Regions from separate parts of the Homo sapiens genome. Here region 1 is linked to region 2. The links are chromatin loops, found by intact Hi-C in ENCODE. Cell type or tissue: gastrocnemius medialis. All regions are shown on one strand. Links, peaks and the distances in the headings refer to the core of each region. The heading gives the core; the rest is flanking DNA.

The links. Hi-C counts contacts between places; a loop is a spot of excess contacts. Peaks named below come from ENCODE experiments on the same cell type or tissue, not always from the same donor. Only the 100,000 strongest peaks of a DNase experiment are listed, where the experiment ranks them.
Region 1: it touches region 2 in a loop (6-fold over the local background); 2 of 110 quality-filtered maps call a loop at or near these places.

Annotation. Positions count from the first base shown.
Region 1 is chr14:64,110,373-64,118,702 of GRCh38, reverse strand. SYNE2 (spectrin repeat containing nuclear envelope protein 2) reads right to left here. Exons shown (of 116, transcript NM_182914.3): 66 at 5,132-5,362. Among named protein-coding and RNA genes, the nearest start is that of MIR548H1, 19 kb to the right of the region's middle. RefSeq lists a silencer at 3,356-3,543 and a cis regulatory region at 3,298-3,593. In gastrocnemius medialis, for the core only: CTCF peaks have their summits at 4,311 and 4,518; DNase peaks (open chromatin) are centred at 452, 4,372, 5,172, 5,612 and 1 weaker place; H3K4me3 peaks cover 2,029 bases; H3K27ac peaks cover 7,780 bases.
Region 2 is chr14:64,217,258-64,225,581 of GRCh38, reverse strand. SYNE2 (spectrin repeat containing nuclear envelope protein 2) reads right to left here. Exons shown (of 116, transcript NM_182914.3): 109 at 7,070-7,184; 110 at 6,172-6,374; 111 at 4,945-5,145; 112 at 3,878-4,006; 113 at 2,202-2,393; 114 at 1,035-1,121; 115 at 537-583; 116 at 1-263. The coding sequence ends at 56. Among named protein-coding and RNA genes, the nearest start is that of ESR2, 73 kb to the left of the region's middle. RefSeq lists enhancers at 1-101, 102-603. In gastrocnemius medialis, for the core only: no CTCF peak of the experiment used is centred there; DNase peaks (open chromatin) are centred at 3,761, 4,901, 7,071, 7,941 and 3 weaker places; H3K4me3 peaks cover 1,119 bases; H3K27ac peaks cover 8,000 bases.

The DNA of each region.
Region 1 (8,330 bases), core at 86-8,085, 110 kb after region 2:
TTTTAGTAGAGATGGCGTTTCGCCATTTTGGCCAGGCTGGTCTCAAACTCCTGACCTCGTGATCTGCCCACCTAGGCCTCCCAAAGTGCTGGGATTACAGGCATGAACCACCATGCCTCGCCTACCTTCCTAATCTTTTATGTTGCAATCCAAGTGTGGAGTAGGAATTTAAAAAAGAATTCCACGTAACTGTTTGAAAATTATTTCCCTTGCTCTTTTCCTTCTCTTTCTCAAGACAAATAAGCCTCCAAACTCTCACAACACCATAGAAGAAATAATTTGGAACCTGAAATATTTAGTTATTGATACAACCGGCCAATTCACACAAATCTAAAAATATATCAGCTGGATGAAGTAAGTTTCCCAGTAAGTCTCGGTCATTGTATTCCTGCTCAACAGATCAAGTTTGCCCTCTCCTGGGGCTCAGCAGCCTGCTCGGTCATGCCAGCTGGCTGGGCACTCACGTCAGCAGCAACAGACAAACTCACATTCCAGCACCATGATCATTTGTACTAAAACTCGGTGCGTGACTAAGAACAAGTTCCATTCATTGAGCGAATTTAAGGAATTAAAAATTTTCCTTAAGGACGAACTCTATTCTTAAAACAAAATTGCAAATAATTTATCCTATAACTCCTTCATCCAAGCAAGCTGTAACAGGCCCCTTTATCTATGCTTTTACTTTCTGTGGTTTCAGTTACCTGCAGTCAATCAGGGCTCAAAAATATTAAATGGAAAATTCCAGAAATAAATAATTCATACATTTTAAATTTTGCACCACCTGAGTAGCGTGATAAAATTGCACACCATCCTGCTCCATCCCGCCCAGGATGTGAATCATCCCTTTGTCCAGCATATTCATACTCCAGCACTCGGCTCATTAGTTACTTAGTAGAGGTTGAGTATACCTAATCTGAAAATCCAAAATCCCAAAATGCTCCAAAACCTGAAACTTTTTATGCACCATGCCAGAAGTGGAAAATTCCACACCCAACCTCATGTGATGGGTCACAGTTGAACTCTGTTTCATGTATAAAATTATTAAAGTTATTATATAAAATAACCTTCAGGATATGTATATGAGGTATAGATAAAACATAAATTGAGGCCTAGCATGGTGGCTCATACCTGTAATCCCAGCACTTCGGGAGGCTGAGGCAGGAGGCTCACTTGAGGCCAGGAGTTTGAGACCAGCCTGGGCAACACAGTGAGACCCTGAGTCTACAAAAAATAAAATTAGCCAGGCATGGTGGTGTACGCCTGTAGTCCCAGCTATTCCGGAGACTGGGGCAGGAGGATTGCCTGAGCCCGTCAGGTCAAGGCTGCAGTGAGCCATGATCATGCTACTGCACTCCAGCCTGGGTAACAGAGCAAGACCCTGTTAACTCTAATATAAATAAAGAAATTAATTAATTAATTTAGTGTTTAGACTTGGGTCCTCTCTCTAAGATATCTCATTATGTATTTGCAAATATTCCAAAATCCCTCCCAAAAAACCAAATGCAAAATACTTCTAGTTCCAAGCATTTGGGGATAAGGGATACTCACTCTGTAGCCATCTCAGTTGTCAGATCGAAAAAACATAATACACACAGAGTTTGGTACTATCCACGGTTTCAGGCATCCATTGGGGGTCTTGTAACACAACCCCCACAGACAAAGGTGGGACTACTCTACTTATGTCCTCTATAGATTCTTCTAAGTTTAAACAATATGTACCCATAGACTGTACAGTGGCTATAAACAAAATGTAGCATAATTTTATGCTCTGTTTTTCCCACTTAACTATTACATACTTTTTCATCTGTCTCCACACGTTTCATGATTTTCATTTTAACAGCTACAAGTTGATATCCCATGATTCACTTACCAATTTCCCTCTTGTTACCCCTTTGTTTCTAGTTCTTCACTTTTGTAATCAATGCTTCTATAATTATTTTTCTCATTTGGGATTATTTTCAGAAGGTAAATTAAAAGTAATGGTACTGGCCGGGCACGGTGGCTCATGCCTGTAATCTCGGCACTTTGGGAGGCCAAGGCAGGTGGATCACCTGAGGTCAGGAGTTCGAGATCACCCTGGCCAACATGGGGAAACCGTTTCTACTAAAAATACAAAAATTAGCCAGATGCTGTGGTGCATGCCTGTAATCCCAGCTACTTGGGAGGCTGAGGCAGGAGAATCACTTGAACCCAGGAGGCAGAAGTTGCAGTGTGCCGAGACTGTGCCACTGCACTCCAGCCTGGGTGAGAGCGAGACTTCACCTCAAAAAAAAAGTAATGGTACTTTTAACTCAAAGAAGATGAACAGCTTATATGTTGACAACTGACCTCCCAAAACATTGAGCCAATTAGATAGAACTACCAGACATTAGAGTATCTATTTTTCCAGAATGATATTTTTTTAATGTAATGTGACAGCTGTTTTAATTTATGTCTTTAATAATCAAAATTAAACAATTCTCAAATATTACATTACTAAGCATAATCCTCCCTCCCTCCCTCCCTCCCTTCTTTCCTTTCTCTTTCTTTTTTTTGACAGTGTCTTACTCTCTTGCCCAGGCTGGAATGCAGTGGTGCAATCATAGCTCACTGCAGCCTTGAATTCTTGGGCTTAAGAGATATTAGTGCCTCAGCCTCCCAGGTAGCTGGGACTACAGATACACACCACCATGCCCAGCTAGTTTATTTTTTAATTTTTTTTTAAATTATTTTGTAGAGACAAGGTGTAACTATGTTGCCCAGGCTGGTCTCAAACTCCTGGCCTCAAGCAATCCACCCGCCTTGGCCTCCCAAAGTGCTGGGATTACAGGCGTGAGCCACCACTCCTGGTCCATAATCTTCACTGAACTGTTTGCTCCTGTCCTTTGGCCATTTTTCCACTGGAATTTTGTGTTTTTACAGACCACTTTAAGGTTTTTATATGTTTCAATAATAACTTTATTGTGTTATGTTATATAAATGAGCCAAAGATGCCTTTGTATGTTGGCCCCATGTGGTTTTTCTTCAAAGCAGGTCAGAAGCAGTAAGTTCAAAAAGTGCCAGCACCAGACTCAAATTTTTACACATTTGACGGCTTTAAATGCAGCCCAAATAAGCATATTTTAATCCATTTAGAGCCTGTCTGCTTTGCATACCCCTGAAAACTGCACCCAACATCTGCCAGCCACGGATAAGACTAACCCTGGGCTATAAAAAAATCCCAAGCCTCTGCTGCCCTTCGGCGCTCTCTGACCCAGAGACCCTCCACTGTGCTGAGACATCGCTAGACACATAAGTTCCCTCTCCGTTTCTCCTCTCCCCTGGGAGTTCCCTTGCCTTCCTCCCCCTCTGGGTGGTGGCCTGACCCCCAGTCTATGCCTTAGCCTCTGGAAGGTCTCCTGCAGTAAAGAGCTTCCCTGTCTCTCACGATCATAATCTTGCCAAAATGCTGCCCAAATAAAGCTTGTTGGGTGCAACTGCCACCTGGTAGTCATGTCTTTTCCTTGAGCAGCCTGGAAATCCTTGAACTCACTACAAGTGGCAATGAAGATGGGATTCTGGTGATAATCAACGAGTTGGCATAGGGTCTACCCAGTCAGTAGATAATCAGTTGGCAAATCAATCCTGAATGGCCTTAAGTGGGTGGGACTCAAAATCTGGACTGCCTCGAGTTGAGTTTAGCATAGCATTGCTCTGTGCTGTATGACGCTCTATGGCATTCACAGGCTCCCCTGGGCCTCATCAGCCAGGCCAAGCGGCAGTGCCAGTATCTGAGTGAACCTATCCCTTTAGAACTGACTTTTGGGCTGGGCATGATAGCTCACGCCTGTAATCCAGCACTTTGGGAGGCTGACTTGGGTGGATCGCTTGAGCCCAGGAGTTCGAGACCAGCCTGGGCAATATAGTGAGACCTCTCATCTCTACAAAAAAATACAAAAAGTAGCCGGGTGTGGTGGTGCAGGGCTGTAGTCCCAGCTACCCAGGAAGCTGAGGTGGGAGGATCACCTGAGCCCAGGAAGTCGAGGCTGCAATGAGCTATGATTGCTCCACTGCACTCCAGCTTGGGTGACAGGGTGAGACCCCGAAAAAAAAAAAAAAGAACTGACTTTTGAGATCAGAGGTGCCGAGATGCACAGAAAAGGAGGCTGGCCTGTCTGTCTGGTTCCTGGATGTTGTTAAGACTATGGGCTTACATAGAAGGGGAGAATGCACAACTGTGGATCAAAGGCAGGCTTCCCACAACAACATAACAGGCTACAGCAGGAAACGCTCCCTGTGGCAGGGCTAGTGATATGCGAACTCTGAGACAAGAGGATGTCTTCATCCTGGCAGACAAGCCCATATGATAAAGACAAGTCTGGTCTCCTAAGTGCAGCTGGGAGAGAGGCCTTTGCAAGCAGCTCGCGTGCCCCTGCTCTTGTGACACTCGATTATGCTGTTGCAATGTCATCATTCTAGCCTCTCCCTGGAGGGATTAGAAACCCCAACCTTCGGGCTGAGCCGGCAAGCTTTACTCAGAGCGACTAGCGGCAAGGAAGTTTATATCCCTGCCCCTCCCAAGCAAAACCCAGGGCATTCCTAGTAAAATGGTTGCAAAGCCCTTTTATGCTGTATCTTCAATTTTGCAAATTAATACTTTTGGTTTCATTTATGATGAATGAATATTCTAATTACTTACTAAAATTGAATAAAATAATAGCATTTACTGAGCACTTGTTATATACTTTATATACCTATTTAATCCTGACAAAAATCCTATGAGATAACTTTATATCCTATGACACTGCTTTAAATACCTTATTTAAATCCTGCGACACTACTTTAAATACCTTATTTAATCCTGACAAAAATCCTATAAGATAACCTACTATATAAGGAAAATGAGGCTGAGAAGTTCACTTCCCGAAGTTCACAGCTAATGTGACAGAGCTGGATTTAGACTCCTAGATTCTGAACACTACTGTCCCCTCAAATAAGATAGTTCCATAAAGCATTTCAAAGAATTACCCTGAGAACTAAAAGCTGAGGCCAAGATAAATGTAAGGGTCAGAGTAACAGAAAGAAAAACAGTGTTGCTTTAAGAGAAATTCACCCAATCTTGGCAGATGATTGGTGGAGAGGCAAACCATGAACTCTGACTTCTCAGTCTTACCTGGCACCCTACCAGCTGCTGTTCCAGCACCTGCTGCATGTCTGCGTTTAATGTTTCCGGCTCAACTGCCACGTTGGCTTGTTGCAGCCACAGCTCCAGCTCGGCCACCTGGGTCTTGCAGGCATGCAGGACTTCTGTGGGCTCCGGCCTAGTTTTCTCCACCCTGGGCTCCAAACCTCCTTGCGCGTCAGAAGAGTCCAGAGTGTCAGCCTCAATAGGAGGTGTGGTGCCCTAAGAGAAATCCAAAGATAAGCCAGGGAGTCCAAAGTTTTCAGACTTGGGCCTGCAAAGACCTGGGAACCTGCAACATTTCCCCAGTTAAAAGAAACAAAATCAGGACAGAAGAAGGAAGAAAGAAAAGAGAAATGCACCTCCACACTCATAGCAACAATCACGTGACCTGGTGCCACAGGTTTCCAAGCAGCCGATCTGCGAGTAAGCAGGTACAGTATTCCCGGGCACAGAGGACGCAAACAGGCTCACAGTTCACTACCCGGTGAGCCCCAGGAGACAGGTGAGAATGTGAGTGACAGGGTGTGTGTGTGTCCGAAACATTTAAGGGAATTGGCCAGTGTTTAGCGTTACGTGACACATGATTAAGCAATGCTTACATTGCTGCACACTCTATTCCAACAGAAAAACAAAACAAAACAGAACACGATCTTTACCTCCCAGCAGGGATACAATAAAATATACCACATAATTTTAACTTGACATCTTCTCAAATAGTTAGATTATAAAAATTTTAGCTTTTTAAAAACATACATGGTATTACTTATCTAAATTTTTCCCTAATAAAAACAGCTTGAGTCAAGTAATGAACTTCAGTGGGGTAACCTGGAAACTTTTTTCCTATTCCTCAGAAGGAATCCCTAAAATACCTTCCTTCCCCTTCTGCATACTCGAATATGATTGAGTTAAGGACTAGATGCTCACAGTATAAAGAAAGTGTGGTGTGTTCTTTTTACATTGAAATAACTGGGTTGTTTATCAACTGATTGGAAAATTTTCTCCCAGATACCAAATGAAAGTATTCCAGTAATTATATATTAGATATGTTCAACCTGGAGGCAAAAGATAATTGGATAGAGAGATGTATTTACCTCCCACTGTATTATCTATCCTTCCTCAGAATATGGAAAAAGTAGTATCGATACTTCTAGAGAAATTCCTTTAGGAATAAGGATTTGTGTTTTGCTGTATAAACCTTTTGCTCTCAAAAAATATTTTATTGATTATGATAAAATACAATGTTTTCTATAAGAGTTTGTTAACGTGTTAGCATCTAATAATAAAATGTAATTCTAGCCAAGTGACAAACTTTGAATGGGAATCGATTGCAAATATATACCCTAACTCAAATGCACATTCTTCAATGTTTACGGAATTTTGTTTAGACATAGAACTTTCAGTGTAAAAGAGCGAACAAAATTGGTAGGTGGTAACAAACACGTGTCAGGCATGAGAATGCTGTTCATTTTCATGCACACTGATGAGTATTATGAAAGCTGGTCTGGCACAAGTGTCTTGGGTTGTACTTTTTACCTTTCACCATCTATTATCTTCACATACATGTGCTGTTTTCTGCCAAAATGCCATTTCTTCCCTGCCTTCATTAATCTATTATTATAATTTTCTTCAAGAATCTTGAAAACCTTCTCAAGGAAACTTTTCCTTGTGTTGTGCTTTTTCTGAACTTCATATATAGTCAAGTCTATGCTTGGATTCAACTGTTTTAATTTTCTTTTTTAATCCTGACCTTTTTTTTTCTTCTTGGGAAGAGTTTCCCTCTGTCACCCAGGCTGGAGTACAGTGGCATGATCTCGGCTCACTGCAACCTCCGCCTCCCAGGTTCAAGTGATTCTCCTGTCTTGGCCTCCCAAGGAACTGGGATTACAAGCACACACCACCATACCTGGCTAATTTTGTATTTTTAGTAGAGGCAGGGTTTTGTCATGTTGGCCAGGCTGGTCTTGAACTCCTGGCCTCAAGTGATCCACCCGCCTAGACCTCCCAAAGTGCTGGGATTACAGGCATAAGCCACAGCGCCTGGCCCTGATTTTTTTTTAAAAAAAGCAACAGTTGTGTGATTTTGCTTCCAGACTTCCAGATATCAATTTCTAGTCATCTGATTAATTCCCTTCTAGTTTTCAGATATTGCTATATCTAGTTTTCAGATATTGCTACAGACAAAGATTTTGGAATTCCCTTTCCTTTTTTTGCCACTTGAGAGAACAATCTATTAATATTAATTAATCTAAGACAATCTATTAATATTAATCTGTAATCACAGATTTACCACCTGCCTTCATTATTTATTCAAAAATTTTATTTGAGCACCTGTTATATGCCACGCACATTTTTTTTTTTTTGAGATGGGGTCTTGCCATGTTGCCCAAGTGGGTCTCTAACTTCTGGGCTCAGGTGATCCTCCTGCCTCGGCCTCTCAAAGTGCTGGGATTACAGGCATGAGCCACCACACCCAGCCCTCCACACACTTTTTTTAATGACAGTATTGAGTTTCTCTGCTTTCTCATGAACTCACCAAATTAATGAGGAAATAAGCAAGCTGCATGACTAATCTGGGTTTTTTTTGCTAGTTATTTGAACCTGAAAAGAATCCAAAGGGGAAGAGAAGACAAAAAGAATATTTCCAACCATACAGCTTCAAGAGCTGAGGGTGGCCTGAGGAACCCACTAGAGATCAGTTCACCCACCTCTTTTTAAAGTCTAAGAAATCCAAGTGCACAGAATGTTCAATCAGCCCACATGCCTCCCTTTTTACCATGTTGCTTCTGAGAAGCACCCAAGTTACTAACCCAAGGTCACACAGCTCTGTGATCTTTTAATTCAGAGTTCCCTTGTTTTTTACACAGTAGCATCCCTGTAAAATACCTTCTCTATATGATAGCCCCAAATTCTAAAAGCAAAACTTATTTAAATGGATGTTTTATAATTGTACACTTTGGCGGGGGGGGGGGGGTGTAAAAAGTATTACTATAAGTATTTCTTATTAAATAAATATGTCTTCTCTAAAGCATAACTGTAAATTAATAATAGCTAGCCTTTATTGGGCTCTTACCATGAGCAGGCACTGTATGGTCACACAACTAGTAAACAGAATCAAAAGCAATTCCTGCTTTCACTACACTTTGGAATCTACAAGTCCACATTCTTGATATAATTTCACCAACCTTTT
Region 2 (8,324 bases), core at 1-8,000:
CTGGGCACCCTTGGCAATCAGGCAGGTGGTGTAGCACTGTGGCCAGCTATGCCCTCTATGTGGGGGGTGGCCCATTGGTGTACCTCAGCATGGGGTAAAAGGACCGGGCAAAGTTGTTGGCCTGAGTGCAGCTGTAGTCTTCTTCGGAGGAGGGCAGCAGGCAGGCCAGGAGCAGCAGCAGCAGGAGGAGCAGCTGCAGGGGTAGGGCTGCCCGGACCACCCTTGAGAGGAAGGAGCGCTGTGGCCGTGTGCTGCCGGGGACCCTGCCAACAGAGGAGGTTGAGAGCTGATTGGGAGGCTCCACAGGCACAACCCACTCTATTACCTAAGCCCCTGCTTATGTAAGTAAGAAATCCAAGACCTGAGATTTAAATAGGGCCAACAGTTGGGGTTCAGTTTCAGAGGAGAAAACCAGCCCTTTCCAGACAAAAGAAAACCAGATTTTTGCAAGGACCTTGATAGTGGCATTGGCAAGACTGAGTCAGTGGGAGTGTGGAGCAGGGGAACGCACTGCTGTCACGGTAAAGCCCCGTTACCTGCTCTCTGTCTCCTCCTCGCCTTCTGTAGTTCTCACTGCTCTGAACTGCTGGGTAAAGAAACTCCAGTTAGTAAGTTGAAGACAGTTTAGTCCTATCAATGATAAAAAAAAAAAAAATCCTCCCTTAAATTATATACCACCTTTATGTTGTGTTACAGCCAAACTTTGGAGACTAGAGTAATACAATTGAGATTAAACGTCACCTGAAGTAGGAAATAATTAGGTTAATCTACTCAGTTTCAGGGTCAAGTGTGTTGAAGTTTTTAATGGCAAAATCAGGGAACCCCTTTAGCGACACTATAAGAGCTCTCATTCACAACCTACTGTGATCCCAAAGAAGAGTGACTAGAGGCAGACTGTAAGCCTCTCTATGGGTCAGCAGAGACCTGTGCTGTCCTGAAATGGCTAATGGGCTCTTGGAATCCCAAGCTTCCCTCATCTTAGTGACTTTAAAAAATAACCAGTGAGGTTCTCACAGAAGGAAGGGGCTTCTTACCTTTGCTCGGGGAGCTGGCACGGATGTTGCAGGAGGCTGGTCCCCCGAGTCTACCTCGTCGAAGCTGGGCAGGGGTGAGGCTGGGTTCTGAAATTCAGACCCCAAAGGTTGAGCACAGAAATGTGTTTCATGCATATTCTTCATGATATAGCTCACCCTCCCCTACCTTAAATCAATCTTTTTTTGTTTTGTTTTGTTTTAGACAGTCTCACTGTGTCACCCAGGCTGGAGTGCAGTGGCACAATCACAGGTCACTGCAGCCTCAACCTCCCAAACTCAATCCTTCTACCTCAGCCTCCTGAGTAGCTGGAACTATAGGCATGCACCACCACACCTGGTTTTGTATTTTTTTTTTTTTTTTTTTTTGCAGAGACGGGATTTCACCATGTTGCCCAGGCTGGTCTCAAACTCCTGGACTTAAGTGATCCACCTGCCTTGGCCTCCCCAAGTGCTGGGATTATAGGCATTAGCCACTGTGCCCAGCCTTAAATCTTTCCTGAAGGGGCTCTTCTATTGCTCTCACTCCCAACAACAACAGACTTTTTCGGACAAAAAGGAATGTAAACAAGGAAAAGCCAACCCATATTAAAAACCAACCCATAGCACAGAGCTGGGGAGACTGAGTTTAGCAGCAGCAGTTTGAGTAGATGGTGAGCTCATCACAGGTCGGTGATGAGATCATGTGGCCATCAAGAGAGTCTAGTTTTGGCTGCTTAGGAGAAAACAGACCTGCCCTAAGTCTGGTGAGGCCACAGTCTGGGTATTCCCTTTGTTTTGAGTTGGATCCCATTTTAAAGTAGGCCAGCTATGGTGGCTCATGCCTGTAATGCCAGAACTTTGCATTGCTTGAGGTCAGGAGTTCAAGACCAGCCTGGGCAGCATGGCAAGAACCCTTCTCTACAAAAAATACAAAAATTAGCCACTTCCTTTAAAAAAAGTTTAAAAATTGTCATCCCGCCACTCCCTTTTAAAAATGACAAAACAGATTCAAAGAGCTCATGCAGCTCTTTAAGTCCACACAGCTAGAAAAAGGGCACGACATGAGGCCCCACTCGGACCACCTGGCCCTTGCTTCTGGCCTCTGTCTTAGAGCATTGCTACAACACTGCTGTCCTGTCTGCATGTAATACGGCAATCTTTACAGTTAAAAGCTACAAGTAGACTCACCTGGGTTCCCTGCAAGGCCATTAAATCTTGGGACACTTGCTCCCGTAACTGTTTGAGTTTCTTCTCAATAACATGCACCTTTTCTTCAGCTTCAATACAGTCTTCTCCATGTCCCTTAATGAGAAGGCTGTTTGAAATCTCCTGTAACATGTCCACTTGAGGTTGACGTTCTACCAGCTCCTTTTCCAGTTGCTGAAAACAGATAAAGTGTGTGAAACAGTGACCTGTCCAAAGGGAAGCGAGTGTGGACACAGGAGGTTTTTCTCAGTACCAGAAAAATTCCAGAATGAATGATGGGTAGTACTCAACTCGAGAATCCTCTATTTCTCATATCTGCCTGTGTCCTCCAGCCCAGCACTATTTAGATAGCAAGTGTATTATGCCCTGCCCCTATTTTTAATTTCTTTTCACTCTGAAGACAATTGTGATGCTGGAGAAATTAGAAGAAAGAAGTGAGGCAAGTGGTGTGGGAAGACCAGGTCCCTCATCCACCACGGAAGGAAGTAAAGGGAAACTCTAAAGTCAATCAACCGAGAAACAGCAGCGTAACCATAGAGGTTCATACCAGGCAAACGGGCTTTAATTGTTAAGGGTGGTTATCTTGCTTGCAATATGGCCACTAGACACATGTGGCTATTCATTTATTTATTTTTTTGAGGTGGAGTCTCACTCTGTCGCCCAGGGTGGAGTACAGTGGCACGATCTGGGCTCACTGCAACCTCCGCCTCCTGGGTTCAAGCGATTCTCGTGCCTCAGCCTCCCAGGTAGCTGGGATTACAGGCGCCTGCCACCATGCCCAGCTAATTTTTCTTGTATTTTTATTTTATTTTGTATTTTTAGTAGAGACAGGGTTTCACCATGTTGGCCAGACTGGTCTTGAACTCCTGACCTCAGGCGATCCGCCCGTCTCAGGCTCCCAAAGTGCTGGGAGCCACCGTGCCCGGCCTACATGTGGCTATTTAAATTAACTAAAATTAAAAATTCAGTTTCAGTCATAATAGCCACATTTCAGGTGCTTTAAGCCACATGAGGTTATTAGACAGTGCAGACACAGGTCATCTCTATCACTTCAGAAAGTTCTACTGGACGCCACTGCTTTGCTTTGCAAACATTTTAGGAAGCTGTATTTTTAAACAATGGCTAGCACTCTGATTAAAATTTAAAATATTTAAACCACATACAGATTTATGGATGAAAATGTCACCTTGAGCACCAGTGAGAATACAGAAATCTCATCTTGGTGTGTTAGTGACAAATACACCAGGACACGACTCTCCTCCAAGAAGAAAGATTTTTCCATAGTGGATACAGAAAACCCATTCAGCTCATCACAGGTGTGAAGCAAATGAGCACCATATTTCTCCCCAATGAGCAGGATTCACGAGAGAAAAATACTTCCACTCAAATGGCCTTAAGTTCCTCAGGATATCGAGAGCACCTATGTCCTCAGTTCTGTGGACTGTGGCTCTCCATTCCTGCAAGTCATTTGGCTTCAGAACTACAAAGGGCAGCTCGGTAAACACCAACTGGAGGAACACTAGGGCTGAACTCGTGCATTTACAGGCAAACACCACTGGCACAGTTCCTGAAATACTAGGCGAGGCTACCTGAGTGTGCTGCCTCTCTGGGGCTGACAGAGGCTGGTGGCAGTACAGAGCCCTTGGGAGGAAACTTACCATTAGTTCCCTCCGACACTCTAGGAGAGCCCGGGGGTCTGCCTTTGGATCGGTGACATGAGCCTTCTGCCTCCGGTTCTTGGCACTCGCTAACCACAGCAGCAGATTTTGACTCAACTGGTGGAAGTCCTTAAAAAACAACACATCAGAGCGCGGCCGTGTCTTAGAGCCCTGGAAGAGGGTGTGCCAGGAACATGGCTTACTGCTTCCAATCCATCACAGTCATTTGCTTTTCTGGCCTTACCCACTGAATACGAGGACCAGCTTTAAACTAAATGCCAGGGCCCCAAAATGAGGAAGAGGAAAGAAGGAAGACACTCAGCACAGTGCCAGGAGGCCGCGAATAAAAGTGCCACTATGAAGGTAGGGCTTTGGGATGCCCAGCTGATTTTATATATGAAGGCCACACGCATTCCTCAGCCAATCTGCTGGGTTCTCTGCTGGGTTCCAGTGGCAGAGGGAAACAACCCAACAGGACAGGCTGGGGTGGGCTCACGTTCCCTGAGACACAGCCAGAGCTAGGCAGTGGTGCAGAGCTCACACCCGCTGTGCATTTACTGTGTCAGGTACTGGGCTAGGATTATACATACTGCCTCATTTACTCCTAAAAAGAACCTTTTTAAGGTTCTTTCTAAAAAGAAAATGGGAATGATTCCCATTTTCAGATGAGAACACTGAGGTCTAGGAGGTTCAATGCTTTGCTCAAAGTCACATGGCTATTAAGCAGTAACTGCTCCTCTGCTTCAAGGCCAGGTCTCTTAATCACTCTGGCAAAAGGACAAAAAGAGGAGTTGTGGGGTGGCATCTCTAACCTACAGGTCGCCTGCAGGAACCCTGACTCCAGGAGTGGCTCTGGGCCTGGGCAACAGAGACGAGACCTGGGACAGGGAGTAGGTCTCTGAGATGGCCGGTGAGCCTCTGTGGAAACAAATGGTAAAGCACATGTTTCCTGACACCAGCCACATTTGGCTGCACGGAAGCAGCCTGATGATGATAAAAATATCTGCTGCTCCTACCACGTGGGCCTGGGTACCGGCTCTGGGAGGCGGGCTGCTGAGTCAGCGTACCTGGCACTGCATGAGCGACTGTCGTAAGCCCCCTCTCCAGCTGTCCACTGCGCCCTGTGCTGCTTCCCAGAGCAGGCTCAGCTGGCGGAGTCTACTTTGGAGCTCTGTGGATTCGGGGCTCTCGGTTTGCAGAAATTCCTTGCTGCTCACGTTGACAGAGACCACTAATGCCTTGTAAGTGTCAAAGGCTTTCAGTATCTCCTACCAGAGAGAGAAAAGATGAGGTTAGGAGCTCTGAAAGTAGGGAGGAGGGGCTCATTTTGAACCTCAGTAGGGAACAAATTTTCCACACACTTTTCCAAGCTGCGGCCACAGAAATGAGAGTGACCTCGCCTGGGACTGGCTGGAAAGCATCAGGTGAGGGAGCTGCCTTAAGGTCTGTGAACTTGGCCAACAGGGCCCCAAAGTAGAGGCCTGCTGGAGGGAGGAGACCCTGCTGACCTCTACAGGCCCCGCTCTGCAACTGGCTTAATGTTTCTGGACCGACTAAAGGTCTTCCAGATAAAGTATATGTGGTTATTCTGCATTTGCTCCTAGAAATGCCAGAAATGTTATTCCTTAGGAGGAATGGTAACCCCTAATATATTAACACAGATAGTAAAATAAAAGTACAAATATGAAAGGTACCTGGATCCTCCAAAACCCCTGCCCTGGGTCTCAGGCTACTGCTCATGGCACCCTTAAAGCGCAGGGCTCAAACTGTCCCTTTGCAGCTCCCTGGGCTAGTTCCAGTGGGGTCAGGACTTATGTAAGTGACACATCCTAATTGCATAAAAGGGTAATGAGGTCAGGCCACGGGATTCATCAGTAGGTGAGCCGGTCCTTTCCCAAGCCCTTTCAAGGAAGATTCCACCACTAGTCTTTCGTGTAACTGTGCAGCATACAGTTTGGAAGAGTGGTTTTACACTGCCTGACAGTGTCCACTAGCACCTCCAGAAAAGTCTAGAAATGCCTCGGATGTCAGATTTTTCCATCTCTGGAGATCTGAGCCACACCTCCCCAGTACTCTGGGATCAGGATCATTTGCAGATACTCTTCCATGTGAAAACAAAAATCTGCATCTATGTCCTTGCCAACTATGGAACTGAAATGGAAGAGAGTGACCTCTACATACACCATCTGCAAGCTGCGCCTATGCCACGAATACATGGGATCTGCTCGTCCAGCATAGCAATGCGTTCACATGCACATTCTGAATCCCTCTTCCCCACCACACCTCTAACTCACCTGCAGTCTCTTCACTCTCAGTTCTATTTCCTGGATATCAGAGGGAGGCTTTGCCATCTTTAACATTTCCAGCTCTGCTTCAGTTTTTTTCAGCCAAGTAGTGATGGCGCTGATATCAGAGTTCAGCTGTTGCAAATTTTGTTTTATTTTGAGCTTATTGTGAAGCTCCTGTGCTTGAATCATCTCCCATCTGTCGAAGGCACCTGGAATTAAAAAATCGCCAATTAAAAAAAGCAATAATGCAACAGATTTCTCTGCCTCCAGCTAATTAGGGGTCAGGGTGGTTAAAAAAAAAAAAAAAAAAAACAAAAAAACTGTAGGGGATTCCCCTGACAGAAGGGTCTGGTTTTGGGAGTTCTCTCTTCTCCTGGAATGTGGAATAGCACATGATCTGAGGCGTACACTCCCACAGAGGCTGGAATGAAGTGGAAGGTCTATGTGCTACAGTTTCAAGCTCAACAGTTCAGTTCCTGCTGAATTTTTTCAGTTTTCTCCTTTGGTCCACAAATGACCAGGTCGATGCTGTCAGCTTTAGATTTAGTTGAGTAATTACTTTTATAATTACTGGGCTGGTCGAATGAAGAGACACTTGAGATAACACTGATCATCATCCTCAAGTCTGATCTTTACACACAAATATAGAAAGTGAAAACCTGCACTTCCTCAGGAGGCTTATTTTACCAACATTTAAAGAATAGTTTTCAAATTACACTGAACAGCCTAGGAATTTGTTCGTGAATGCCAATCGCTGATTTAAAAATAACATTGGTTGTTGTAGGGTAAGTCCCCCAGTTCTGGCGAATCGTATAGTTGGTTAATATCTAATGAATGTTCTCTTGAGCAAGGACTTAAATACCATACTCTGCCTCTCTGGACGACTGCCAGTTACAGGCAGTACCTGACTGCTGCTCTGTGATACCGGCCAGTCCCCCGTCTTCCTGCTGTGGGTTGCCATTCAGGACTCGCGGGCCTTCTTTGCCACCATCCGTGCCTGGAGGTAATAGTAGCTTTCCCTAGAATGAGCCAGTTTTTAAGTTACCATCTGTAGATATGAAGGATATCTGAAGAACAACTGGATTCATTTCATATTAACAGTGAAGAAATGAGATGGGCCCCTTTCCTTTGAAGGGTATCTTGCTAGGAATACAGTGGTGCTTTAGTGTCTAGGTAGCATTTATAAGCTGGCAAAGCTGATGGCAGAAATAAAGCCTCAGCTAAGGCCCAGGGAGAGGGAAGCAGATGAGATGTCAGTGATGGGAAGAAAAGGGTCTGTTTCAATTGGCATGCTTCCAAACACCCCTCAAATGATCCACACGAAACAAATCAGAACAATTTGTTGAGCTTACCAGACGGTTACTGCGTTAGCACTTTGAATTTTCATAGTGTTTTACAGAATTTTAGTTATCCCTGTCACTCTGTAGAGGTGGTTGGCATCATTATCACAGAATCAGAAATGCACAGAGGATGAATCTGCCTCCCAGGGGCATTCGTTACCAAGTGTTTATCTTTCACCGCACATACTGACTCTTCTGTTATCACACAGCCGATTGGGCTGTTATCTCGGGCCTCTCCAAAAATAAATGTGTCCCTTTTAGAAAAGCCCTGCTTTCTTTGTCTTTCTTCTGTCTGTATGGCCTATTTGTGCAGAATGAAAATAATAAAAAAAAAACCTTCAGATTTGTGGTGATACATCTGGCTTCAGACACAACAAAAGGGTTGAGATTTTGAAACCGGCCAGGTGAGGAACACAGGCGTCATCACAGGAAGGGATAGCCAAGCCACATGAGCCAAGGATGTAAAGCAGAGGTCAGGGACTGCGGTCTTTCCCCTGTCTTATTATTCTTTTTAAAAATGACACCTGCTTGTTAAGCAAGAGGAAGTGTTTCTGAATTGGACACAAACAGCCCATTATCAGCTGACTTGGATTTGAGCATGCAAAGGCAGAATCTCCTCCAATGATGTAACAATATTCTCTCCTTAATTTCTCTCGCTGCTGCCCTAGGCTGCCCTCCCAGGAGCTGCCTAGCCAGAGCATGCCAAGAACTCAAGGCAGCTGAGGGAAATGTAACTAAGAAGAAACAGCCATTGCTATAAACAACAAACCAATACAGGAATAATAATCACGACCAATACAGGAATAATAATCACGACCA